2 separate regions of the Homo sapiens genome follow, and region 1 is linked to region 2. A link is a loop called in an ENCODE intact Hi-C map of the cell type or tissue named here. Cell type or tissue: endothelial cell of umbilical vein. All regions are shown on one strand. Links, peaks and the distances in the headings refer to the core of each region. The heading gives the core; the rest is flanking DNA. Region 1 overlaps SLC37A3 (solute carrier family 37 member 3). Region 2 overlaps LOC105375535 (a long non-coding RNA gene).

Region 1 (6,697 bases), core at 1,698-6,697, 310 kb before region 2:
TTTTTCTATTTTTAGTAGAAATGAGGTTTCACCACATTGCCCAGGCTGGTCTGGAACTCCTGACCTCAGGTGATTCACTCACTTCAGCCTCCCAAAGTGCTGGGATTACAAGCGTGAGCCACTGCGCCCGGACTTTCTTTCTTTTTAAATGGAGTCTTGCTCTGTCACCCAGGCTGGAGTACAGTGGTGCGATCTTGGCTCACTGCAACCTCCTCCTCCCAGGTTCAAGCGATTATCTTGCCTCAGCCTCCCAAGTAGCTGAGGTGCCACCCCCCGCCCAGCTAATTTTTGTATTTTTAGTAGAGACGAGGTTTCACCATGTTGGCCAGGCTGGTCTCAAACTCCTAACCTCAGGTGATCCACCCACCTCAGCCTCCCAGAGTGCTGGGATTAAAAGAGACAGGGTCTTTCTCTGTTGCCCAGACTGTAGTGTAATGGTATGATCACAGCTCACTGTAACTTCCCTTCATTTCTTTTTAATGGCTCATTAGTATTCCCTGGTATGGATATACCACATTTAGTTTCTCCATTCATTTGCTGATGGACCCAAGTTGTTTCCACCTTTTGGCTACTATGAATAATACTGCAATAAATGTTGACATACAAATATCTGAGTCCCAGTTTTGTTTTTTTTTTTTTTTTGAGAGAGTCTTCCTCTGTCACCCAGGCTGGAGTGCAGTGGTGTGATCTTGGCTCACTGCAACCTCCGCCTCCCAGGTTCAAGCGATTATCCTGCCTCAGCCTCCTGAGTAGCTGGGATTACAGGCACCTGCCACCACATCCAGCTAATTTTCGTATTTTTAGTAGAGACAGGGTTTCACCATGTTGGCCAGGCTGGTCTCGAACTCCTGACCTCAAGTGATCTGCCCACCTCGGTCTCCCAAAGTGCTGGGATAACAGGCATGAGCCACCGCGCCCGGCCCCCAGTTTTCAATCTTTCGGGAAATACCTAGGAGTGCTGGGTCATATGGTAATTCTATTTAAATTTTTTGGAAGAAGCACCAAAGTATTTTTCACAGAAGCTGCATCATTTTGCATTCCCACCAGCAATGCAGGGCTCCAATTTCTGCACATCCTTGCCAGCACCAGTCACCTTTCCTGTTTGTTTTTTTTTTTGAGATGGAGTCTCACTCTGTCACCCAGGCTGGAGTGCAGTGGCACAATCTCAGCTCACTGCAAGCTCCACCTCCCGGGTTCACGCCATTCTCCTGCCTCAGCCTCCCAAGTAGCTGGGACCACAGGCACCCGCCACAACGCCCAGCCAATTTTTCTTGTATTTTTAGTAGAGACGGGGTTTCACCGTGTTAGCCAGGAGGGTCTCCATCTCCTGACCTCGTGATCCGCCCGCCTCGGCCTCCCAGAGTGCTGGGATTACAGGCTTAAGCCACCGCGCCCGGCCCTTTCCTGTTTTTTAATTACAGCCATCGTAGTAAGCATGAAGTCACAGCTCACTGTGTTTTTGATTTGCATTTTCCCAATGACTAAGGATGCTGAGACTCTTCATGTGCTTATTGGTCATTTGTACATATTTGTCATGAAGATTTGTCCCTGTTTTCTTCTATGAGTTTCATAATTTTAAGTTCTTCAAGTTAGGCCTTTAATCCATTTTGAGGTAATTTTTGCATATGAGGTAAGGTTAGGGTCCAACCTCATTCTTTTTTTTTTTTTTCTTTCCTCTCCCACTCCTCAGCTCCAACTTCATTCTTTTCACGTGGATATCCAGTTTTCCCAATACTATTTATTGAGAGACCATCCTTTCCCCATTGAATGGTCCTGGCACCCTTGTCAAAAATCAATTTGGCCGCAGACACAAAAGGGTAGCATTCTTCAATCACATTATTACTGAAATGTACAAGTGAAAAAAATTAATGCAGAACGACTATGTGATTTATATTAGATCACATCATGTGTAGCAAAAAAGCAGAGGTCTCATCATCCACTACAGGAAGCATGGGGGGCTCCAAACTGACTGCAACTTTGTCTTTTTTTTTTTTTTTAGACAGGGTCTTGTCCAGGCAAGTGGCTCATGCCTGTAATCCTAGCACTTTGGGAGGCTGAGGCAGGAGGATCACTTGAGCCCAGGAGTTTGAGACCAGTCTGGGCAATGTGGTGAAACCCTGTCTCTACAAAAAAAATACAAAAATTAGCTGGGCATGGTGGTGGGTACCTGCAGTCCAAGCTACTTGGGAGGCTGCAGTGGGAAAATTGCTTGAGTCCCAGAAGGCAGAGGTTGCAGTGAGCCAAGATCCTGCCACTGCACTCCAGCCTGGGCATAAGAGCCAGATGCTGTCTCAAAAAAAAAAAATAGAGAGAGAGAGCCAGGGTCTGGCTCTGTCACCCAGGCTGGACTGGAGTGGTGTGATCATGGCTCACTGCAGCCTTGACTTCCCAGGCTCAAGCGATCCTCCTGTCTCAGCCTCCTAAGTAGTTGGGACAGGCACATACCACCATGCTCAGCTAACTTTTTATTTTTTGTAGAGATGAGGGTCTCACTATGTTGCTTGGGCTGGTCTTGAACTCTTGGCCTCAAGTAATTCTCCTGCCTTGGCCTCCCGAAGTGCTGGGATTACTGGCATGAGCCACCACACCTAGCCTCATGTACAAGTTTTAATGTGGACATTTGTTCTCATTTCTCTTGGGCAGATACTGCAATTTAATCTTACTGAACCCCTAGTATGTGTCAACAAAAGCACTAAGCATTGGGAATACAAAGACGAAGGAAACAAGCAGAGCACCTGTCACGGTGCATCACCTTTACACCGTGACAGGTGCCTACTACAGAACCGCATCAACTGCTATGGCAACCTGAAGAAGAAACAATTCTTTACTTGGGAAGTCAGGGAAAGACGGGGTAACAAAGTTATTCAGGGTAAATTAGTACACTGGCTAAGGACAGAGCTGATAGAGGTTAACGCTAAGTCACAGAGTTTGGGATTTCACCCCTTAGGCAATGGGAAATCATTCAAAACTCAACATGGAAGAGGAATGAGTAAAGCTAACAGTGATTTACTCCAGACGTGCTTCCCCAACCATGAAGGTCAGTCTAGGACCCAAGTTCACAGTGAGGGATCTGGATACTGGCAGGTGAGGCAATCTGAATAAAAGCAAATTCTCTGAAATACTCATTATAATGCACCCATTTAGTTAGTGAAGAAAACATTCGTAAGGAAGGATAACTTAAAATAATATAATGTCAGAAAAGGATGCCCAATGCAGCCACTCTCTACCCCATAGGTGAAGACGTCTGAACTGATGGCTGGGAGCATTTTTCGATTCCCGCTCCAGGGCATGATCAGGTAAGCGTATTTTTCAAGGCTTTGCTAAGGTTTTTGTTTCTTTGGGGTTTTTTGCCCTTTAGTCTTATAATCAAATATGCCAAGCATATCAGTCATTCATTCCACAAGTAATGTCTACTGTGTGCCAGGCACTGTTCTAGGTACTAAGGTGACAGAAGAACATACAACAAAATGCTGCGCTCAGGAAGCTTATGTTACAGTGGGAGAGACAGACATTAACAAGTGCATATAGACTATTAAAATACGGCTAGGTAGTCAAAGTATTAACATGGCTTACTTTACCTCAATACTTATCTCTCATTAACCACTAGCAATCAGACATCAGCAATTCACCCCCATCAAGCAAGTAACAATAATCTTCAAGGTTATTAATGACCTCCTAGATGTCAAAACTAAGAGCCTAAAAGACAAATCCTTCAGTTCTCTTTCTCCTGACCTCTCTACATCCATGACCTTACTAACGCCTTCTCAAACGCAGTTCCCTTGACTACAGGTTACTCTGCTGCCTTCCTCTTTCTTTGACCACTGGGCATTCCCTGAGACTCGGCCAACATTCTCTTTCCCTATTAAATGTTTCATTCACTTCCACAGGTTCAACTATTTTTATCCATACAGATGACTCTCAGATCCATCTTTCTACAAAATTAGTACTCTACAATCTGTAGTGGTATATCCTAGAAGAGGCATGACTCATGACTCTGCCAGAAAAGAAATATCTGTCCCAGAGAAAGTTGAATTTATGCAAAAAAAAAAAAGGTCAATGTAAATAATTCTAAGTATAGTAGGCCAATCTTAGTGTAGGGATCTCAAACATCTGAGTGTGGAAGAATCACCAAGAAGCCTTGTTGAAAATACAGATCTGTAGGTTCGAACTCAGCAAGTCTGTAGTATGCTTGGTGTTCTGTACTTTAATGAGTGTCCCAGATGATTCTGATACCAGACACTTATGGGCCACTCTTTGAGATACAGTCAGAGATTTTTGGATACACAGGAAGCAGAGCGAGTGATTCAGAAGCAGCTGCAGAGTCCATGGCCATGTCTGGCGGGGCCCAGGAAGGAACGTGTATGCAGTAGAGTGTCTGGGAGAGGGAGACGGGAGACAGCAATGGTGGGGTCCACATGCCAGGTGGGGATAACAAGAAGCACCCCCCACCACGGAATACCAAGTTCAGCCTGGAAAGAAAGAAGGGGATGGTGGGCTGGGGCAGAAGGATCTGTCTGTCTTACGAGGTCTTAGCTTATTTGCAGACAGGAAGAATCTAGAAGTATAAGTAGAAAAAAGGAACTAAAAACAATGGAGAGTCCTTCTACATTAGGACGCATCAGCTGGTCCTGAGGGGAGACGGAAGTCCTTGGGCTCTGGGAACAGCGTTCTACAGCACAAGAGTGCCACCTACTGAGGCCCAGAGGGCAGGTTCACATTCAGCCGCCTTTGAGGGAAGACACTAGAATCCCAGCCCCTCTCCTGTTCTCTCACCTGGCCCACTGCAGCTCCAATGCTCCCCGAACCATCCACAATTCCTGTGACAGTGGCCAAAGCTTCACTGCTCCTTTGGATGAGCTCCTGGCGACCCAAGTCCGCAGAAATAGCAGAACTAATCATATTAGAAGGTCCACCAATAAAAAATCCTGAAGTCATAAACAGGTTCTTATTAAAACACAATTCACAACCACTAGCAATCTACTGCATAAGGCAAAATAATATCCGAATAGTTTTCTTAATATGTTGGAGAGAAGTGGAAAAAAAAGGAAACCCCCAGATAGTATCATTTTCAAACTATTAGTAGTTAACATCCACGTTCCTGAAATCCCTTCTCGAATTATGTGACACTCTAGTATATTTTGTAGAACCCAAAGATACAAAAATAGTGAAACACATAGCCCTTCTAATCCTGTGAAGTTTACATTCATTAATAACTAATTGCACTAGCTTGTCAAATAAATTCTATTACGGTAGTTGCATCATATGATCATTCCACTACACAAATTCAACCAGGAATATTGAAAAAAAAGAGCAAAGAGGAAAAAGCCACTGCAATGGAGCAGGTGACTCTATCTGCCACTGCTCTCAGTGAGGCTGCCCATGAATCAGGCATGCGATGGCCCAGGTGAATCTGGTCCCACTGCTGGAATCAGTTCCATGTACCCCAAGTAGAATGAGCAGCTCACTCTCCCAAGCATGATCTAAAGTTTAAAATAAGTAACTTTTCTGGCCGGGCGCAGTGGCTTATGCCTGTAATCTCAGCACTTTGAGAGGCTGAGGTGGGCAGATCACCTGAAGTCAGGAGTTCGAGACCAGCCTGGGCAACATGGTGAAACGCTGTCTCTACTAAAAATACAAAAATTAGCTGGGCATGGTAGCAGGCGCCTGTAATCCCAACTACTTGGGAAGCTGAGGCAGAAGAATCACTTGAACCCAGGAGGTGGAGGTTGCAGTTAGCTGAGATCGCACCACTGCACTCCCATCTGGGTGACAAGAGCGAGACTCCTTCTCAAAAATAAAAATAAAATTAGAAAGTTTAAAATAAGTAATTTTTCTGGCTGGGGATGGTGGCTCACGCCTGTAATCCCAGCATTTTGGGAGGCCAAGGCAGGTGGATCACCTGAGGTCAGGAGTTTGAGACCAGCCTGGGCAACATGGTGAAACCATGTCTCTACTAAAAATACAAAAATTAGCTGGGCGTGGTGGTGCACGCCTATATTACCAGCTACTCAGGAGGCTGAGGCAGGAGAATCACTTGAACCCAAGAGGTGTAGGTTGCAGTGAGCTGAGACTGTGCCACTACACTCCAGCCTGGGCAACAGAGCAAGATTCTGTCTCAATAAATAAATAATAAATAAAGTAAGTAATTTTTCTATAACATAGTCCCTAAATGCACCCAACTATTTTATCTAGTGCTCAAGTGACAAAATGCTGACCAATTCCAACACAGGAGGAGACACGAGCTATTGTGGATTTTTTTGAAAGCTGGTGAATTGGTCTCCCATGTGGCATTTTTCTAAGTCACTTTTAGAGGTAAGAGCAGAAGCTGGGGCAGCAATCAAAAATCGTAGAAAATCTCTGTCAATAGGGACCGCTTCTGTCACAATAGGACTGAGGAGGTCATGTAAGAAACAGCAGAGAAAAAGAATCTGGAAAAGGAGGCGTTTTTCCTTTTAAAATTTGAATTCTCTGTAATTAAGGTTTCGGTACTACTCAAATTGAGGGAGAAAACAGTTTCCCTTTTCCTCTGAATTTACAGAGCAACAGAAGCATGGTGGAGCAGAGCCATGTGCCGTACCTGTAACAGTCATCAGAAGGGCATTGATGGACTTATCATTTGGAGAACCTGTGAGGGAAGACACAGACAAACCATGGTGGCTTGAAAAGCAGACTCCACGTGCCTCTGCCAACCGTACGC
Region 2 (6,713 bases), core at 660-5,659:
GGAGTACTGGGGCTGAGATGAGCCCAGGCAGTCTGAGCCCAGGACAGCACCACTGTAGCTTTGTGGCCAGGACAGGCTTTAGAACAGAGAAGTTAACAGGGCCTGGTGGGGTGCAGTGGCTCACTCCTATAATCCCAGCACTTTGGGAGACCGAGGAGGGTGGATCACCTGAGATCAGGAGTTCGAGACCAGCCTGGCCAACATGGCAAAACCCCATCTCTACCAAAAATACAAAAATTAGCTGGGTATGGTGGCATGTGCCTCTAATCCCAGCTACTCAGGAGACTGAGACAGGAGAATCGCTTGAATTCAGGAGGCGGAGGTTGCAGTGAGCCGAGATTTTACCACTGCACTCCAGCCTGGGTGACAGAGCGAGACTCCGTCTCAAAAATAAAATAAAATAAAGAAGTTAACAGGGTCCAGGGGCAACAGAGTTGCACACAGCATGGTGGGGGCATACCGTGTCAGAGCAGGAAGTGGCCTCAGAGATGAGCAGCCCAAGCCCTCGAGGCAGAAGGAGGGGAGACTTGCCTTGGCCACACAGGGTTAGCACATGCACTGCACGTGGGTAGTAGTAGTCCAGTTACGTGACACCGGGAGAAAGGTGTCTGGAGCAAGCCACCTAGAAAACCAGAAGGCAGGAACTAGAGGAGAGATTCTCGTGATAAGGAGTAATGGAGAAAATTCAACTGAAGAGTGAAAAAGAGAAAGCGAGGAGGCCGTGGTCTCACGGGGAAGGGATGGGTCATTGCCGCAGGGCACACACACACAACTGCCTCCTCCTTTCCCTGCTTCTTTCAGTATTATTTCTTTTCTTTTCTTTTCTTTTTTTTGAGACACAGTCTCGCTCCATCTCCCAGGCTGGAGTGCAGTGGCGCTATCTCGGCTCACTGCAAGCTCCACCTCCTGGGTTCACACCATTCTCCTGCCTCAGCCTCCCGAGTAGCTGGGACTACAGGCACCCGCCACCGCGCCCAGCTAATTTTTTGTATTTTTGGTAGAGATGGGGTTTCACCGTGTTAGCCAGGATGGTCTCGATCTCCTGACCTCGTGATCTGCCCGCCTCGGCCTCCCAAAGTGCTGGGATTACAGGTGTGAGCCACCGCGCCCAGCCCCTTTCAGTATTATTTCTGATATTTTCTCCTCTGCCAGCTTGGGGAGTAGATATGGGTGGCCCAGAGCCAAAATCCACATGCCAGGGCCTGACTCTCTTAGGAAGGAATTGCAGGTCAGAGATACCAAGCAGGACCTGGGGGGAGGGGCAGGGCCAGTGCTTCTCACACTTTTTTTTTTTTTCTGAGACAGAGTTTCCGTCTTATTGCCCAGGCTGGAAAGCAGTGGTGCAATCTCAGCTCACTGCAACCTCCGCCTCCCGGGTTCAAGCGATTCTCTTGCCTCAGCCTCCCGAGTAGCCAGGATTACAGGCACCCATCACCATGCCCGGGTAATTTTTTGTAGTTTTAGCTGAGACGGGGTTTCACCATGTTGGCCAGACTGGTCTCAAACTCCTGACCTCAGATGATCCGTCTGCCTCAGCCTCCCAAAGTGCTGGGATTACCCCAGGCTGGAGTGCAGTGGAGGCATGAGCCACCACGCCCGGCCTTTCTCACACTTTTTATCTGCCTGATAATCCCATTGAGTTTAAGGGGGAAAAAAAGAAGAAAAAAAAGAACAGATTCTGGCCTTCGCTGAGTGATCCTGATGCAAGGGGTCTGGGATGCAGCCCAGGAACGTGCAGTTTTACAAGCACTCCAGGTGTGTGTTTGCTTGTAGAGACAGAGTCTCACTATGTTGTCTCACTCTGTTGCCCAGGCTGATCTTGAACTCCTAGTTTTGAGAGATCTTCCTGCTCTGTCTGGCCTCCCAATGTTCTAGGATTACAGGTGTGTGAGCCATGGTGCACAGCCGCCCAGGTGTTTTTGGTGGAGGTGGCTCAAGTCCCCACCAGAGACACACTGGTTTAGAGCCTGCTCAGGAGGAACAAAGACGTTGAAGCTGCAGCAGGTAAGTGCAGGGCGTTCCCTTCTCTTATATTCTGTTCTGAAGAAAGTGTGAGTGTGGGGTGGGAAGAGGGGTAAGGAGGTCAGGGGGTGCTGAAAGGGTCTCAGCAGAGAACTGTGCGAAAGGACCTAAGACTAGTGATTCCCAAGCAGGGACAACTTTGCTTCTTTGCTTCTCCAGGGGACATTTGGTAATTTTTCTTTTTTTTTTTCTTTTAAGAGACAAGGTCTTACTCTGTCTCCCAGGCTGGAGTGCAGTGGCACAATCATAGCTCACTGCAACCCCAAACACCTGGGCTCAAGCCATCCCTCCACCTAAGCCTCCTGGGTATCTAGAACTACGGGTGTGCCCCATTGCCGTGCCCAGGTTTTTTTTTTTTTTTTTCCGTAGAGACAGAGTCTTGCTATATTGCCCCGGCTGGTCTGAAACTCCTGTGCTCAAGCAATCCTCCCACTTTGGTCTCCCAATGTGCTGAGAATACAGATGTGGGCCACCATGCCTGGCTGACACTTGGCAATGTTTGAAGATATTTTATTGTCATAATTGGGAAAGGGAAGTGCTATGGTCTGAACGTGTCCGCCTCCAAAATTCATATGTTGAAATCCTAACGCCCAAAGTGATGGAAGGTGAGTGGAGCCCTCATGAATGGGTTTAGTGCCCTCATCAAAGAGTCCCCAGAGAAAGCTCTCACCCTCTCCCACTCTTTCCACCACGGACACAGTGAGAAGGCGGCGGTCTGCAGCCCAGAAGCAGGACCTCCCCAGAACCCAACCATGCCGCACCTGGATCCTGGACTTTTCAGCCTCCAGGAATGTGAGAAAGAAATATTTGCTGTTTCTTTTTTCTTTTTTCTTTTTTTTTTTTTTTGAGACAGAGTCTTACTCTGTCACCCAGGCTGGAGTACGGTGGCCCAATCTCGGCTCACTGCAAGCTCCGCCTCCCGGGTTCACGTCATTCTCCTGCCTCAGCCTCCCGAGTAGCTGGGACTACAGGCGCCCGCCACCACGCCCAGCTAATTTTTTGTATTTTTAGTAGAGACGGGGTTTCACCGTGTTAGCCAGGATGGTCTCTATTTCCTGACCTCGTGATCCTCCCGCCTCGGCCTCCCAAAGTGCTGGGATTACAGGCGTGAGCCACTGCGCCCGGCCAATAAATATTTGCTGTTTCTAAGCCACACAGTTCATGGTATTTTGTTATATAGCAGCTCAAACGGACTAAGACAAGGATTGTTTCTGGCATCAAGTGGGTAAAGGCCAGACATGCTGCCGAACATCCTCCAAAGCACAGGACAGCCTCCCTCTCCACACACAACGAAGAATTGTCTTGTCCGGAATGCCTAAAATGCAGAGGCCGGGAAGCCCAGAGCCAGCCCATTCCCCACCTCCACCATCTTCCCCTTGAACTAGTACTTGCCCTGCATCACATCTGCTGGGTAGCAGTGTTACACGCGAGCTGCTAAACCCGGTCATGTGGTTCACGTGGAAAGAGAAGCAAAGCCAGATGGGCTTTTGCAGAGTTCCCCTTCCCTTGCCTCCCGGTTGGGTCTGGGAACCTCCAGGAATCGTGTGTTATCCTTCCCGAGTGAATGGTGCCACCTAGTGGAAATAGAGTTAACAACACCAGCAGGAGCATTTCATACACCTGGAAACCTAAAAATTAGCTGGCTTTCCACTGTTGAGAAGATTCAATGCGGATCAACGAAAGCCACCCAAATGAGGAAGGCAGAGGCTATTTATTTAGCGTTTTCTATGGCCAGACAGTCAGCCACCATCACTTGCCTTTGGCAGAGAGTCAAATATAACTGGAGACTCAAATGCTAGTGGGAAAGGCTTCTATAGGTTTCAGGTGGGCTCTAATTGGAAGATGTTGGCAGGGGGAAAGTGCAGGCAGCAGCATCTTATGTGATGGGTTTGGAGAGGATTTTTGGCTTTCTTGGCTTGGTCCTGAGTTGGAAGTGTCAGTGAGAATTAGGGCAGCAGGCAGTCATTGAGCAAATCCTGACGTTCTGGGCCTATCGCCATAGAAGGTTGGCTTGGCTCCTGCCCCGGTTGCTGCAAAGGTTGTGGGTCACAGCCTCTGAATATGCAGAGTCAATGACCATATATGACACTAGACATAGAAATGCATAGTTATATATGGCCATTGTCCCTTTGCGTATTCAGTCTCTTAATTCATTCAACATTCTAAATATATCCATCCCTCCTGTTACTAATCCTGAAACGGATTGCATAAAGTTACCCATGTGAGCAGCAGGTTGACTCCAAGCCAGCATCTGTGATTTTCAATGGTTGCCCTTATAAACTTTGATTTAGGGTTCATATGTGATAGAACTGTTTTTGTTTTGTTTTGTTTTGTTTTTTACTGCCCATGTTGCCTTCATATGTATGACATAATTCTCCTAACTGACATGGGCCTCAGTAATAATCTCTCAACTTCACCTGTGTGGGAGCTGACTCTAGCTCTTTACAATGCTACACTTTCACCACTGCCACCACCATCACCAGTCATTTGGTGGTGGTGATGGTGGTGGATGGTAACAGTGGTGGTAATGATGGTGGTGATGGTTATGGTGGGCCTATTTCTGCAGAGATTGTAGGTCGCCACCATCACCGTCACCGTTACCACCACCACTATCATTATGATCACCACCACTTTTGTCACCACCACCACCAGTCACCACCAACACCGTCACCAGCACCACTGTCACCACCACCACCACTATCACCATCACCATTATCACCATCACCACCACCACCATTACCAATATCAATGCCACCACCATTGCCACTGTCACCACCATCACTGTCACATCATCACCATCACCACCGCCACTGTTACCATCACTACCACTATTACCACCACTACCACCAACATCAACAATACCACTACCATTACCAATATCAATGCCACCACCATTACTGTCACCACTATCATCACTGTCACCACCATCACTCACCACTATCATCCCCATCACCACCACTACCACTGTCACCACCACCACGACCACCACCATTATCATCACCACCACCAATATAACCACCGCCCCATTACCAACATCAATACCACCACCATCACCATTGTCACCGCCATCACCACCACCACTGTTACCACCCACTACCATTACCTTGACCACCACCACCACCATCTTCACCACCACCACCACCATATTCACCACTACCACTATCTACAAGGTCAATGGTTCTCAAAATGTTTTCCCCAAACCAACAGCATCAGCATCATATAGTAACTGTTAGAAATGCACATTCTTGGGCCTCACCCCAGACCTACAAAAGTCAGCAATGGGGTGGGGCCAGCGCTCCAACTAATTCTGATGGATGCTAAAGTTTGAGAGCCACCATTCTAGATAAATTTCTAGGATGCCCACAAGGGCCTTATTTTCAGTCAGACCTTCCACAATGTATCCTTTAAATTTGTGAAAATTTGCTTGTCTTATGAAGTAGTCAGAGAAACAAGACGACCTTTATCTAGGTAATATCGAGGCAGAAATTCAAGGAAAAATAAATCCACTGAGCTGGTGCACACCTTAAAATAATTATCCTCCTGTATTCACCCATACTTGTCTAGTCCCCTGCATCCCGCAACATTTCTTGGCGAGCCAGCCAGGAGGAGTGGAGACGGCAGATCTACTGTCTCCTTTCCCTATGGGGCTGGAGCCCCGGGCCTGGGGAGACCTGTGACCCCAGGTGCCACCTGGAGAACTTCAGCCTAGAGGGGTGAAATCAGCTCTCCTGTGACCCAGCACCCCTACCCAGCAGCACAACAGAACCTGAGAGGGGCTACAGGACAATTCCAGAAACAGCGTGCTTCAGGAACTGCGGTAAGGTATTGGGGCCCAAGGCAGGACCCGTCTCATAAGGATAGAAGGGGAGCCTTCCCAGGGTGTAACTGGTAGTCTGACCCAGACGGGTTAGGGGCAGCAAGAACAGCTCGCCAATTTGGATGAAACTCACATCCCAACCGACACCGGATGTGAGAGTGGCTCGCTAAGTTGGTTAGGAAAAGGAAACTGGAGGCGGCAAGAGTGGCTCACCATCCCAATTAGGAACACAGGAACTGGGAATGGGGAGGTGTGTGAAAGTGTGTGAGAGATGGTTCCTGGAGAAACCAATGTGGGGAGTGATGTGGGGAGTCACAGATCTCTTAGCGTGGACTGTGTGCTCCAAGCGAAGTGTGGGGCCAACCTGGACTAGTGGCGAACCACATATGGCTAATAGGAGCTGCCCCACAGCTCAGAATTGTGGTGGGAATAAGGACCTCTCCAAAGCCAAGTGGTGTCTGAAAACTCCCATAATAGGAGAAGGTCTGGTTGGTCTGAGTCAAAAGGAAGAGTGGGTATGCTGCATCATAAAGGGAGGAAATAGGAGGAAAGTCATCAAAACCCACTCCATTGGAGTGCATGTTACAAAACTTTAAGAAAGGTTTTGCAGGGGATTATGGAGTTAAGCTGACCCCCCAAAGGTTGAGAACTCTCTGTGAACTAGAATGGACTTCTTTTGGAGTTGGATGGCCAACCGAAGGAACTACAGACGGAAATAATTGGCTGTGTATTTAGGGTGGTGACAGGGGTCGGAGGACAGCCTGGGCATCCAGATCAATTTCCTTACATTAACTCATGGTTAAATATAGTACAAACAAGACCAGCCTGGATCCAGCCCTGTTTAGTGGCTCATTGCAAAACACTTGTGGCCCAA

The links. Peaks named below come from ENCODE experiments on the same cell type or tissue, not always from the same donor. Only the 100,000 strongest peaks of a DNase experiment are listed, where the experiment ranks them.
Region 1: it touches region 2 in a loop (2.2-fold over the local background); 2 of 110 quality-filtered maps call a loop at or near these places.

What each region holds. Positions count from the first base shown.
Region 1 is chr7:140,338,639-140,345,335 of GRCh38, forward strand. It overlaps SLC37A3 (solute carrier family 37 member 3), which reads right to left. Exons shown (of 15, transcript NM_207113.3): 12 at 6,578-6,625; 13 at 4,774-4,925. Among named protein-coding and RNA genes, the nearest start is that of SLC37A3, 57 kb to the right of the region's middle. In endothelial cell of umbilical vein, for the core only: a CTCF peak has its summit at 4,695 (motif pointing left); no DNase peak of the experiment used is centred there.
Region 2 is chr7:140,650,003-140,656,715 of GRCh38, forward strand. LOC105375535 (a long non-coding RNA gene) reads left to right here. Exons shown (of 6, transcript XR_928047.3): 3 at 1,813-2,004; 4 at 2,392-2,627; 5 at 5,587-5,839. Among named protein-coding and RNA genes, the nearest start is that of DENND2A, 13 kb to the left of the region's middle. In endothelial cell of umbilical vein, for the core only: a CTCF peak has its summit at 3,598 (motif pointing left); a DNase peak (open chromatin) is centred at 3,569.